Regions from separate parts of the Homo sapiens genome. Here region 1 is linked to region 2. Evidence: read pairs that join two places in POLR2A ChIA-PET (ENCODE). Cell type or tissue: OCI-LY7. All regions are shown on one strand. Each heading gives the region's core, and the rest is flanking DNA. Links, peaks and the distances in the headings are about the cores only.

Region 1 (4,000 bases), core at 1-4,000, 480 kb after region 2:
ATCCTGAGCCCACTGATATCACACCTGGTAACTATAGCCACAGCCTGGCCTGGGGCTGGGGCTGGGGCTGGGCCTCGGCCTCCTGAGCTAAGGGTGGGGCTTGTGTGGCTTTATGCCAAGCCAGGTCCCTGCCACAATCAGCCAGGAGTGGAAGCAGCTGCCTCAGACCAAACAGGCGAGAGGAAGGGCCATGCCTCCCTAGGCCTTGCCCCGTCTCTGGGGCCCCCTCCTGCAGCCAGGACCCAGACCCTTCAGGCCTCTGCTCTCACCTTGCCGACTCACAGGGGCACCTATGCCGCCATAGCAGGAAGGGACTGAGATCTTTTCTTCTGAGCCACACCCATCACTCAACATGTCCACCTCATCTTCTGCAGACAGGGATGCCTAGGTCACCGCTCTGGGGCGGAGACCCAGAGGAAACTCAGGCCCTGGGCCCTCGCCAGTGTGACGCGGCCTATGCACTGTGCCCCAGGGAGTTTGAGGAGAGAGAATTCACAAGGCTGGGGAGCAAGGATCCAACCAGAATGGGGCTGTTTTGGAGTTCTTCCAGTCCTGCTCCCAGGGGGACTGGCATGGCCAATGCCAATGCCATGGTGGAGAGTTGGGGGGCAGGGATCCAAAGGCCTGAGCTACAAGAGTCAGGGTGGCAATGTGTGGACAGGCCTCCCGGGAGAAAGGCTGTCACACTGGAGGAGGCTGGAGGGGGAAGGGGGGCTGGGATCCAAACCCCTGGGCTGGGTAATCTCTTGGCCCTCACTTGGTTTCTAGGCACACACTGGCCAGTCCCACAGTGGGTCAAGGGGTTCAAATGTGAGTGGCAACATCTGTGCCAAGGGTATGGGGCCTCCTAATCTGAGAGCTTCCAGGAGGGAAGCCCAGCCCTCAGGGAGGACAGCATGGGAGCTGCACAGAACACGGTGGAGGCCGCTGCTCCAGCTGACAAGGGCCTTTCTCGTGTGATTTCTCTCCATCGGTCCAACTGTAGGAGGTGCAAGCACATGAGAGGCGAAGAGGGCACGAGGGCGGGGCACACTTACCATCTCCATAGATGCGGATTCCTCGCCTCCTGGGAACCCAGGCAGGAAGAAGGAAGAAATATAAGTTAGGGCCCCTGGAATGATACCAGGGATAAGGCTCTGGGCACCGGACTTCAGCCAAAGCTCAAAGAGATGGAAGCAGGGCCTCTAACTCCTGAGGACTTCCAGCCCCAAATCCCAGCCCCAGCCTGGGGTGAGACAAGGGACAGGCTTCGAGGTGTCTGACTTCACCCAGTGGAGAAGGATGGGGAAGGGGTGAAGAGCAGAGTCTTAGGTGGGAAGACTACAAGGCTTGCAAAGCCCATGAGCTCAGCCCCAGCTCTGCTCTGCAAAGGCTGTGAGGCCTGTTGCTTAACCTCTCTGAATCTTCTAGGCCTTAGAATGACTCAAAGTGGGGCCAGGCGCGGTGGCTGGTAATTCCAGCACTTTGGGAGGCCGAGGTGGGCAGATCACGAGGTCAGGAGATCGAGACCATCCTGGGTAACACAGTGAAACCCGTCTCTACTAAAAATACAAAAAATTAGCCAGGTGTTATAGCATGCGCCTGTAGTCCCAGCTACTGAGGCTGAGGCAGGAGAATCGCTTGAACTCAGGAGGCACAGGTTGCAGTGAGCCAAGATCGTGCCACTGCAATCCACAGCCTGGGCGACAGAGCGAGACTTGGTCTTTAAAAAAAAAAAAAAAAAAAAAAAAAAAAAGACTCAAAGTGGTATTCCAGAGAGCAAGAAGGAAGAGAGGTAAAAAATGTTTTGAAAACATGAAAGTGCTAGACAGATGTAAAAGATTCCCTTTACTGAACCCCACACAGGGCCTGGCCCAGGATAGGTCCGTAGACCATCTGTGTTTGCAGAATTAATCAATGAACAGTGAATGAACAGATGGGATGCCAAGCCACTCCTACAGGGCCCATACCTTACTAAAAGCACAACCCAGTTTATGCTCAGATCCAAAGTTGGGTGCCCCAGAAGAAGGTATAAAGAAAAAGACAGTGGTCAGGGAAGGCTATGTGGCCCTTCTTTGTATTCCCCAAGACACTAGGAGTCACTGTCCTCTGGCCATGGAAGGATAGAAGAGGATACAGAGGCGGGGACAGAAAGACCCCTGAGGCTGGCTCCTTACCCAGGATTCATAGGCTCCGAGGGCAGGGGCACTTTTCGGGTCTTGCTAAGGGAGGCCAAAGGTGAGCTCATAGTTCTACTTCTAGAATCCAGCTGTCAGGAACTCCCTAGAGGAATGCAGGAAGTCAGCCCCTGGGGACAGACTCAGGGCTCCAAGCCCAGGGGGTAGCCTGAAGTTTCCACTTCCCTGGCTACTCTTCCTAATGGGAAGCGCTGTCTAGGCAGCAGTACCTTTTGCCTCTTCCACTGTCTCCACAGAGGTTTCTGGAAGTTTCTGTTATCTGCCTGCTCCTCTGGGTATACGGCTTTCTGCTCTGAACTGAGAGACCTTTGGCCTGGTGGTGCTTGGGAAAGTACTGTGAGGGTGGGATGGGATGCAGAAATGAGTCAGAAGCCTGGAACTTTCCCAAACTTAGAGCCTGAAAATGCTACTACCCAGGAGGCTGTCCGTCCATCAGCCAGCTGGGTGACACAAAGCCCAAGTATCTCCTTCCCTCCCACCAGAAACCAGGTGCCACTCCCAACATCTCAGAGCCAGAGAGGCCAACCCACAGGCAGGATTCAATCAAGACACAGGCCGAGGTGGGTGGATCGCCTGAGGTCAGTGGTTCGAGATCAGCTGTCCGACATGGTGAAACCCTGTCTCTACTAAAAACACAAAAATTAGCTGGGCGTGGTGGCGTGCTCCTGTAGTCCCAGCTACTTGGGAGTCTGAGGCACGAGAATCGCTTGAACCCAGGAGGTGGGGAGGATGCAATGAGATGAGACTGCACCATTGCACTCCAACCAACCTGGGCAACAAGAGCGAAACTCCATCTCAAAAAAAAAAAAAAAAAAAAAGACACAGTCCATGTGACACCAAGGTTAAGATGCCAGGTTTTGCCACTCACTGGAGTAACCCACCCTCAGTTTCTTTTAGTATAAAATGGGGGTCGTAATAGTACTGGCACAGGCAGGGTTCTGAGCAGATTCAGAGATAACAGAGAAGGTCTAGCCCAGCGCCAAGCTCAAAGGAAGCACTGAAAAATGTGAGTTGGGGCTGCTGTTGTTTTTGCTGTTGCTGCCACATAGGAAGCACTCGTAAATGTTAGTTTCCTTTCCTTTCCTCTTCCTTCTGGAAAAAGGAGTGCACCTGAAGGACATAATCGAAGGCTACTACTCTATTCAGTAAATGACCTCAGGTGATCCGCCCCCCTCGACCTCCCAAAGTGCTGGGATTACAGGCATGAGCCACTGCACCCAGCCTGGACCAAATTTTTTAGGACAAATCCAAGAAGTTCCACTTTGAAGATGTCTGGTTCTGGCCTCAACCCTACTTCTGAAGTCAGTCAGCAAGGGAATCTATGCTGCCTGGAGGCAGCCTCCAATGCCTTCACTGCAGAGTTTGAGAATCATGCCCTGCCCCTTCCTTGGAAGGAGCCCTCCTCAAGGATCAGGCCCAGAGTTTCTTCACCCCCAGCATCCAGCCTCCCAAATCTGTCCCCACCCTGCCCCAGCCCCTGCCCTGTCTGGGCAGCCTCACGGGTTGTATGGCCAAGGCTCCCTTCATTAGTTCCCATGTGCTACCAGAGAGATCTTAAAACATAAAGCAGGCCGGGAGCGGTGGCTCATGCCTATAATCCCAGCACTTCTCACCCACAGAAAAAAATTCAAAATTCTGGCCAGGCACGGTGGCTTACACCTATAATCCCAACACTTTGGGAGGCCGAGGAGGGTGGATCACCTAAGGTCAGGAGTTCAAGACCAGCCTGACCAACGTGGCAAAACCCCATCTCTACTAAAAATACAAAAATTAGCCGGGCTTGGTGGCAGGCACCTGTAATCCCAGCTACTTGGGAGGCCGAG
Region 2 (7,355 bases), core at 127-4,126:
AGGAACTGGATCTGGAATTAGAAGAGGTGTCAGGGTTGGTATTAGGGTCAGGAATGGAGTTGGAAGTGTCGCAGGGGTAGGGGGCAGGAAAAGCTGTCCCAGTATTCAGATTGCCAGCTATCCAGAATTGTCTAAAGATCCTGGGCAGGAACTGGTCCTAACTTGCCTCAGAAGCATCAGAAAAAAAAAAGGGAGACAGCTAGGGAGTGTGGCTCACTGCATAGAGGCCGTCCCCACACTTGGCTATACCCTCTTCAGTTCTTTGGCCAGATGCTGGGCAGAGACAATCAAGGGCACAGGCTCTCACAGAGCAGGAATGTATGTGAGCAGTATTGGTAATACTAGATAACATTTACTGAGCACATACTATGTGTCAGGCACTGTGCTGTACTTTATATTTGTTTACTCATTTAATTGCCAAGAGCAAAGGAGCATTCAGGGCTAATCAGGAAAACAAATGGAGGCTTCCCCCAAATGCCCTATTTTAGCACTAGTTCCTGGGTCACTGGAAGTTCTTCTCTGTGTGACCTTGGAGTATCACTTAACTCCTGTGAGTCCCAGGTTTCCTATCTAAATGCAGGAGCGATCAATCCTGGATCCATCTACCATACCAAATAATTTGTAGCAGAAACAGTTGAATCTTACTTGTGTGTAAATATGCATTTATTATTATTATTAAATTACCTTAAATATTATTTAAGGGACTCTTACCAATTTATTTTGAAAATTTAAGCATATGAAAATATTAAAATTATGAAAAGTAAAAGGAAAATAAATTACCTATAATTACATAGTAATAATACAATAACTATTAATGTCTTAGTGTAGTCCTCTTTTTCTAGATGGATGTTTTTTACTTTGTTGTAATCACAGTCAACATGACTGAATCCTAATTTTTCACTTTACTCAACATCTCTAGGTTGAGGAGCTATTTTAAGAAATCCTATTATGGTTCCTTTTGTATAATCATTTATTTTTATTTAAATCTAAATATATTCAAATTTTCAGGTTTGTTTAAAACAGCATTGCTGTAACAATGTAGATCTCAATTAGCTATACAGGATTATAAAAAGCTAGTCAGGAAAAATTTCCTATTGCTGTAACAGGTTGTGGATGACCTTGTACTTGTATTTTCACCAGAGGGCACAGTGGTTTTAGACAGTTGCCATCTCTACTAAAAGGTGACTCAGGCCTTTTCCACTGAAGACACAGAACTGTTTGTAATCCCATAGACTCTCATGTGTCTTGCCTGTTTTTGTTTTTGAATGTGGCTCTGTTGTCCACGCTAGAGTACAGTGGTGCAATCTCAGCTCACTGCAACCTCTGCCTCCCAGGTTCAAGCCATCTTCCCACCTCAGTCTCCTGAATAGCTGGGACTACAGGCGTATACCACCATACCCAGATAATTTTTGTATTTTTTGGTAGAGGCAGGGTTTTGCCATGTTGCCCAGGCTGATCTCAAACTCTTGGTCTCAAGCATTCTGCCTGCCTCGGCCTCCCAAATGCTGGGATTACAGGTGTGAGCCACCATGCCTGACTGTCATCTGGCCTCTGTTCAATGTTTTCGACCAGGAACCTTCTTCTGCCCCCTCTAGGAAGCCTTCCTGACACCCAGTGCCGGATTAGGTACCCCTCCTGTGTATTCTGCAGTTTCTGATTGGCTCATCATGGCATCTGTAAATGTTGATGACTTTTGCTTCTCCATAGACCCTGCCCAACATCTCTGACCTGTGTTTGAGAGATGTGCCCCCAGTCCCTACCCTGGCTGACATCGCCTGGATTGCTGCGGATGAAGAGGAGACATATGCCCGGGTCAGGTAGTTGAGGCAGTAGCTGGTCTGCTAAGGAATGGAGAACTTCCCAGAAGAGGTGGCAGGCAGCAAGGAGAGAGGAATGAGAACTGTGGGCTCAGAGAGGAGCAGAACCTTACTATACTACTCTCACAGAAGTGGGGGAAGGAACCTTAGGAGCACAGTGGCCTGCTGTCTCTAACTGATCTACTTGGTTTTCCCTGGTCCAGGAGTGATACGCGCCCCCTGAGGCACACCTGGAAACCCAGCCCTCTGATTGTCATGCAGCGCAATGCCTCTGTTCCCAACCTGCGTGGGTCCGAGGAGAGGCTTCTGGCCCTGAAGAAGCCAGCTCTGCCAGCCCTAAGCCGCACTACTGAGCTGCAGGACGAGCTGAGCCACTTGCGCAGCCAGATTGCAAAGATAGTGGCAGCTGATGCAGGTAGGAGCCCCTGTGCCAGGGCCAGAACGTAACAGGCTGTTCCTTTCCCCTGGCTCTTGGGCAGGATAGGGGTAAAGAAAGTGGTAATCCTTGGTTTGCAGGTACTTAGGTTCCGGGCCCTGGGGTTGTCCTGAAGCCTGGCTAGCCAGTAGTGCCTCTTAGATGGTTTCTACCAGCCATTTTGGGCTGAATGGTTTGGTTAAGAACAAAATATTAACCTGTGACCCCAGGCAGAGTCCCTCCCTTAGCCCCCAAACTGATACCCTCTTCTAAGTGTCTTTAAGATCACATCTTACATAAGCCCACAGTAGCTTTTTTTTTTTCTCCTCTGAGTGAGTCTTGCTCTGTCGCCCAGGCTGGAAGTGCAGTGGCACGATCTTAGTTCACTGCACTCTGCCTCCCAGGTGCAAGCGATTCTCCTGCCTCAGCCTCCTGAGTAGCTGGGACTACAGGGGTGTGCCACCAGGCCTGGCTAATTTTTATATTTTTAGTAGAGACAGAGTTCCACCATGTTGGCCAGGCTGGTCTTGTATTCCTGACCTCAGATGACCCACCCACCTCAGCCTCTCAAAGTGCTGGGATTATAGGTGTGAGCCACCGAGCCCAGCCAGTTTTCCTTTTTTTGGAGACAGGGTCCTGGTTCTTGCTCTGTTGCCCAGGCTGGAGTGCAGTGGCGCAATCTTGGCTCACTGCAACCTCTGCCTCCCAGGCTCAAGCGATTCTCGTGCCTCAGCCTCCTGAGTAGCTGGAATTACGGGTGTGCACCACCACACCTGGCTAATTTTTTTATTTTTAGTAGAGACGGGGTTTTGCCACATTAATCAGGCTGGTCTCAAACTCCTGGCCTCAAGCAATCCACCCAGCTCGGCCTTCCAAAGTGCTAAGATTATAGGCATGAGCCACTGTGCCCGCGGTTGAAACAAGAGTCTCATTCTGTCACCCAGGTTGGAGTGCGGTGGCACGATCTTGGCTCACTGCAACCTCCACCTCCTGGGTTCAAGCAGTTCTCGTGCCTCTGCCTCCCGAGTAGCTGGGATTATAGGCGCATGCCACCATGCCCAGCTAATTTTTTGTATTTTTAGTAGAGATAGGGTTTCGCCATTGCCCAGGCTGGTCTCAAACTCCTGAGCTCAAGCAATCCACTTGCCTCAGCCTCCCAAAATGCTAGGATTACAACCATGAGCCACCGCGCCCTGCTTTCCTTTTCAATACAAGAAGTAAACATTCCCCCCACCACCACTGAGACTTACCCTTTTTAAGCACCTATCTTCCCTTGCCTTGTTGTTTCTACCAGGAATCACAAGTGGCTTTACCACTTCAGTTCTTATACTGCTAGTGACATTGTCCCCATGCCCCACCCTTCAAAGTGGGGAGTTTCATGACATTATGTTATGTTTTCTTATCTCAAATTGGTGGACTTTTTTGGTGGAAGGAGAATTTCATAAAGTTGGAGATCTTGGCCTTAAAATACAGTGGTCGGGCACTGTGGCTTACGCCTGTAATCCCAACACTTTGGAAGGCTGAGGTGGGTGGATCACCTGAGGTCAGGAGTTCGAGACCAGCCTGGCCAACATGGTGAAACCCTGTCTCTATAAAAAATACAAAAATTAGCTGGGCATCGCAGCATGTGCCTTGAACCTGGAAGGTGGAGGTGGAGGCAGAGGTGGAGGTTGCAATGAGCTGAAGTTGCACCACTGCACTCCAGCATGGGCGACAGAGTGAGACTCCGTCTCAAAAAAAGAAAAAAAAAAAACAGTGGTCTATTATGCAAACAAGCCCTGTAACCCACCCCTCCAGCTTTCTGTCTACAGTTAAGGCAGAACCACTGGAAATGGATGGGAAGCCTGCCTTAACCAGAGGCATGGACAGCCAACAGGTGGATCGCTCCCAAGATGCTCAGGGCTTATCTTCATATTCCTCCCATCCTCATTTTTTCACTCTGCATTGACTCAGAGTCATAGCTCTGAAATTTATCATTTGGTAGGACACATGAAAATCATGGTGTTCTTTGAAATCTTCATGTATTTAATTTCTTCACATGGAAGTTTTATGAAGAATTGTACTGAAACTTTGTTATTTCTTGGCTACTTTTTTGTCATCCAAGAGACAAGCAGAAGTAACATCTTTTTTAGAAACATAGTTTTTAGTGTATTTAGTGTTTTTAAAGTATTTTTAGAAATGTAAAAACTGAGGAAATTCTCTCCACTGAAATTTGGGGAGGTTGGGAGGTCTGTTACCATTCTGGTTTTGCTCAGAACATGTCTTCTAGTTCACAGATAGCAAGATTTCAAAGGAGCATAGTCAAAAGCACTAGTCTAGTTAGAGAAAAGGACAAATTCAGGCCTTAGCTCTTATCTCTGCTGCTTTGGCCTATGACAGGGCTGTCACTCCACAGCCTATTGTGGAATGGGAGCTTTTAAATGCCAAGGCCATTATGGGGCTGGGTTTTCCTGCCTTCCTGGAACACTGGAAAAGCCCAGTGCTTCTACAGCTTTCTGAGCCCCCGAGTGAGAAGCATAGTGGAATGACCCTCCACTGGCTACAGATACCATCCTGGCTCTCCCAGATTGTCATGGTGTCAGCCCAGGAAATGAATGTTCAGTAGGCAGGGCTGTGGGGAGAAGATATTGCTACTGTGTTCTAGCCCCAATGTCCACCCATGCCTATTGTTTTCTCTTTCAGCTTCGGCTTCATTAACGCCAGATTTCTTATCTCCAGGAAGTTCAAATGTCTCTTCTCCCTTACCTTGTTTTGGATCCTCATTCCACTCTACAACTTCCTTTGTCATTAGTGACATCACCGAGGAGACAGAGGTGGAGGTCCCTGAGCTTCCATCAGTCCCCCTGCTTTGTTCTGCCAGCCCTGAATGTTGCAAACCAGAACACAAAGCTGCCTGCAGTTCGTCTGAAGAGGATGACTGCGTCTCTTTGTCCAAGGCCAGCAGCTTTGCAGACATGATGGGTATCCTGAAGGACTTTCACCGAATGAAACAGAGTCAAGATCTGTAAGTATCTGATGAGGAGCTCTGGTATCTATTTACTCAGAGTTGCCCATGGCCAATTATGTAATGCAACATACTTACATAGTAAGTTCTTAGTAGTACCATATGTTATGTCATTCATAAAGCTTGCTGACTACCTGCTTGCCAGTGCCTGGGGCCCCAGTTTGAGGAAAGAGCAACACTACATTTATTGGGTTTGGTCACCCCAACCAAATATGAGGCTAGTAGGGATTTTACAAGAAGGCTCATCTAATCCAACTTCTGTCCTCAGGTGGCTTTACCACTTCAGTCCTCATACTGCTAGTGACAGTGTCTTCATGGCCCACCCTTCAAAGTGAGGGGTTGCATGACATTATGTTTTGTTATGTTTTCTTATCTCAAATTGGTAGACTTTTTTGGTGGGAGGAGAATTTCATAAAGTTGGAGATTTCTGCTTTAAAATACAGTGGTCCATTGTGCAAACAAACCCTGCACATTCAGTGATTTGAGAATAAGGCTTTTGAGACTCACCAGTAGTTCCGAAACCTAGCTGCCCATCAGAATTGCTCAGATTTGTTAAAAATACACCTTTAACTTACTAAAGTAGAACCCCAAGGAGTGGAGCTCTAGGTTTTTCCGATGGAGTATGAGGGTCTTTGGGGAATACCTACCTTGAAAAACTTCATCTGGCAAAGAAGCCTCAGGGAGTCACCCCATTGCATAGTGTTTCTCCAGTTGTGGGTTGCGGTTTCAACAGCTGCACAGGACTCACCAGAGGAGCTTGGTTTGAATGCAGGTTCCTGGGCATTTGAGAGCCAGACCTTGATGGCCAGCACCCAGCTTGTGCAGCTCTGTTTGTTAATGCAGATGAAAAACTGTTTTGGGGACAGGGAAGCGAGGTCCTCTCCTGAGTTGATAAAGTTCTTGTTAAAGGGAAAGTTACTTGCCCTGGATCCCTTTTTGTCTCCTGGGATCCATTTCCCTCTGAAAAGTAGACCAGGCTAAGTGACTCCCTCATTGCTTCCTGGCAGTTGACCCATTTAGGGAAGTCACTCTTAACCTTCCTTCACTGGCCCTAGTCAGGTTGGTCATACTCACCCATATCTCTTTGGTCTTCCACATTCCCAAATTCAGTTGCTGCTGTTTTTGGTCTTCTCTGAGCTGTCTTCTTCTGAACAAAATGTTTTATAGGTTGACTCTCAAACTTTCTCTTACTTGCCTTTTGGACCAAATTAGATTCAAGACCCTTATTGCTAGCCCCCTCCTCCCACTTGTGTCCTCAGATCAGAAGGAGCTGGGTCAGTGAATAAGAATGGGAAAGTACCCCAGTCAGCAAAGGTTCAGATATGTCACCAACCAAACGCAGTCCCTCTTGTTTTTGCTTTGAAGGTTGAATAGTCAGTCTTGGCTCTTATATTTAGCTTAATCACCAGTAAAACACCTTCATGATGAATGTATATAAGTTCACTAGGATTTCAAGCAACTATTTTCCAGGTATCTAGGACCCTCTTATATGATGTATCAGATAACTTGGGCCTACTTCAGTCTGGAGTTGGTTTTGTTCCCATGAGTTTCTTATGTGAATGTTTTGCTCTAATTCTGGCTCTCATAAAAAATCATCTCCCCTGAAGGGGAGACCCGGTGGTAGGAAATCCCAAGCACACCTTTTCTCCAGAACTATCAAGGGTCAGAATAGCCAAGAGTCATCAGTCACTTCCCCTGCTGACCCTCTGGGGAAATGCTACTAAGAAAACAGGGCCAGAAGGCAGAAGCTTAGCCACCAGAGGCCAACTCTAACAGACTGATGGTCCTTTACTTTGCCCATACTTTATAGCTATTTCAGGAAATAGTAAAGCATTCTAGTTAATAGATGAGATCTGGAACCAGCTAGTTTGGTTCTGAACTCTGGATTCACCGCTTACTTGCTGAGTGACTAGTGACCTTGGGCAACTTGTATAACCTTTCTGTGCTTCAATTTCCTTATCTGTGAAAGGGAATTGTAATGGCACCTACCTCGTAAGATTGTTGTGAGGATTCAACGAGATAATGTATTCAAAAGATATACAGCACTACACAGGAAAGAGTAAGTACTCAAGCTATTATTGTGTCTCTAGGAACCGGAGTTTATTGAAGGAGGAAGACC

What was found. Peaks named below come from ENCODE experiments on the same cell type or tissue, not always from the same donor. Only the 100,000 strongest peaks of a DNase experiment are listed, where the experiment ranks them.
Region 1: POLR2A ChIA-PET joins it to region 2 with 15 read pairs; 4 of 35 experiments call an interaction of 5 or more read pairs at or near these places.

What each region holds. Positions count from the first base shown.
Region 1 is chr1:26,300,657-26,304,656 of GRCh38, forward strand. It overlaps UBXN11 (UBX domain protein 11), which reads right to left. Exons shown (of 15, transcript NM_001389556.1): 2 at 2,157-2,262; 3 at 1,038-1,066; 4 at 270-368. The coding sequence starts at 2,227. Among named protein-coding and RNA genes, the nearest start is that of UBXN11, 4.0 kb to the right of the region's middle. RefSeq lists an enhancer at 1,888-3,087. In OCI-LY7, for the core only: no CTCF peak of the experiment used is centred there; no DNase peak of the experiment used is centred there; H3K27ac peaks cover 1,154 bases.
Region 2 is chr1:25,824,595-25,831,949 of GRCh38, forward strand. It overlaps MTFR1L (mitochondrial fission regulator 1 like), which reads left to right. Exons shown (of 7, transcript NM_001099625.2): 4 at 1,708-1,817; 5 at 2,021-2,232; 6 at 4,915-5,236; 7 at 7,327-7,355. It also overlaps a transcript of AUNIP not described here. Among named protein-coding and RNA genes, the nearest start is that of MTFR1L, 8.3 kb to the left of the region's middle. In OCI-LY7, for the core only: no CTCF peak of the experiment used is centred there; no DNase peak of the experiment used is centred there.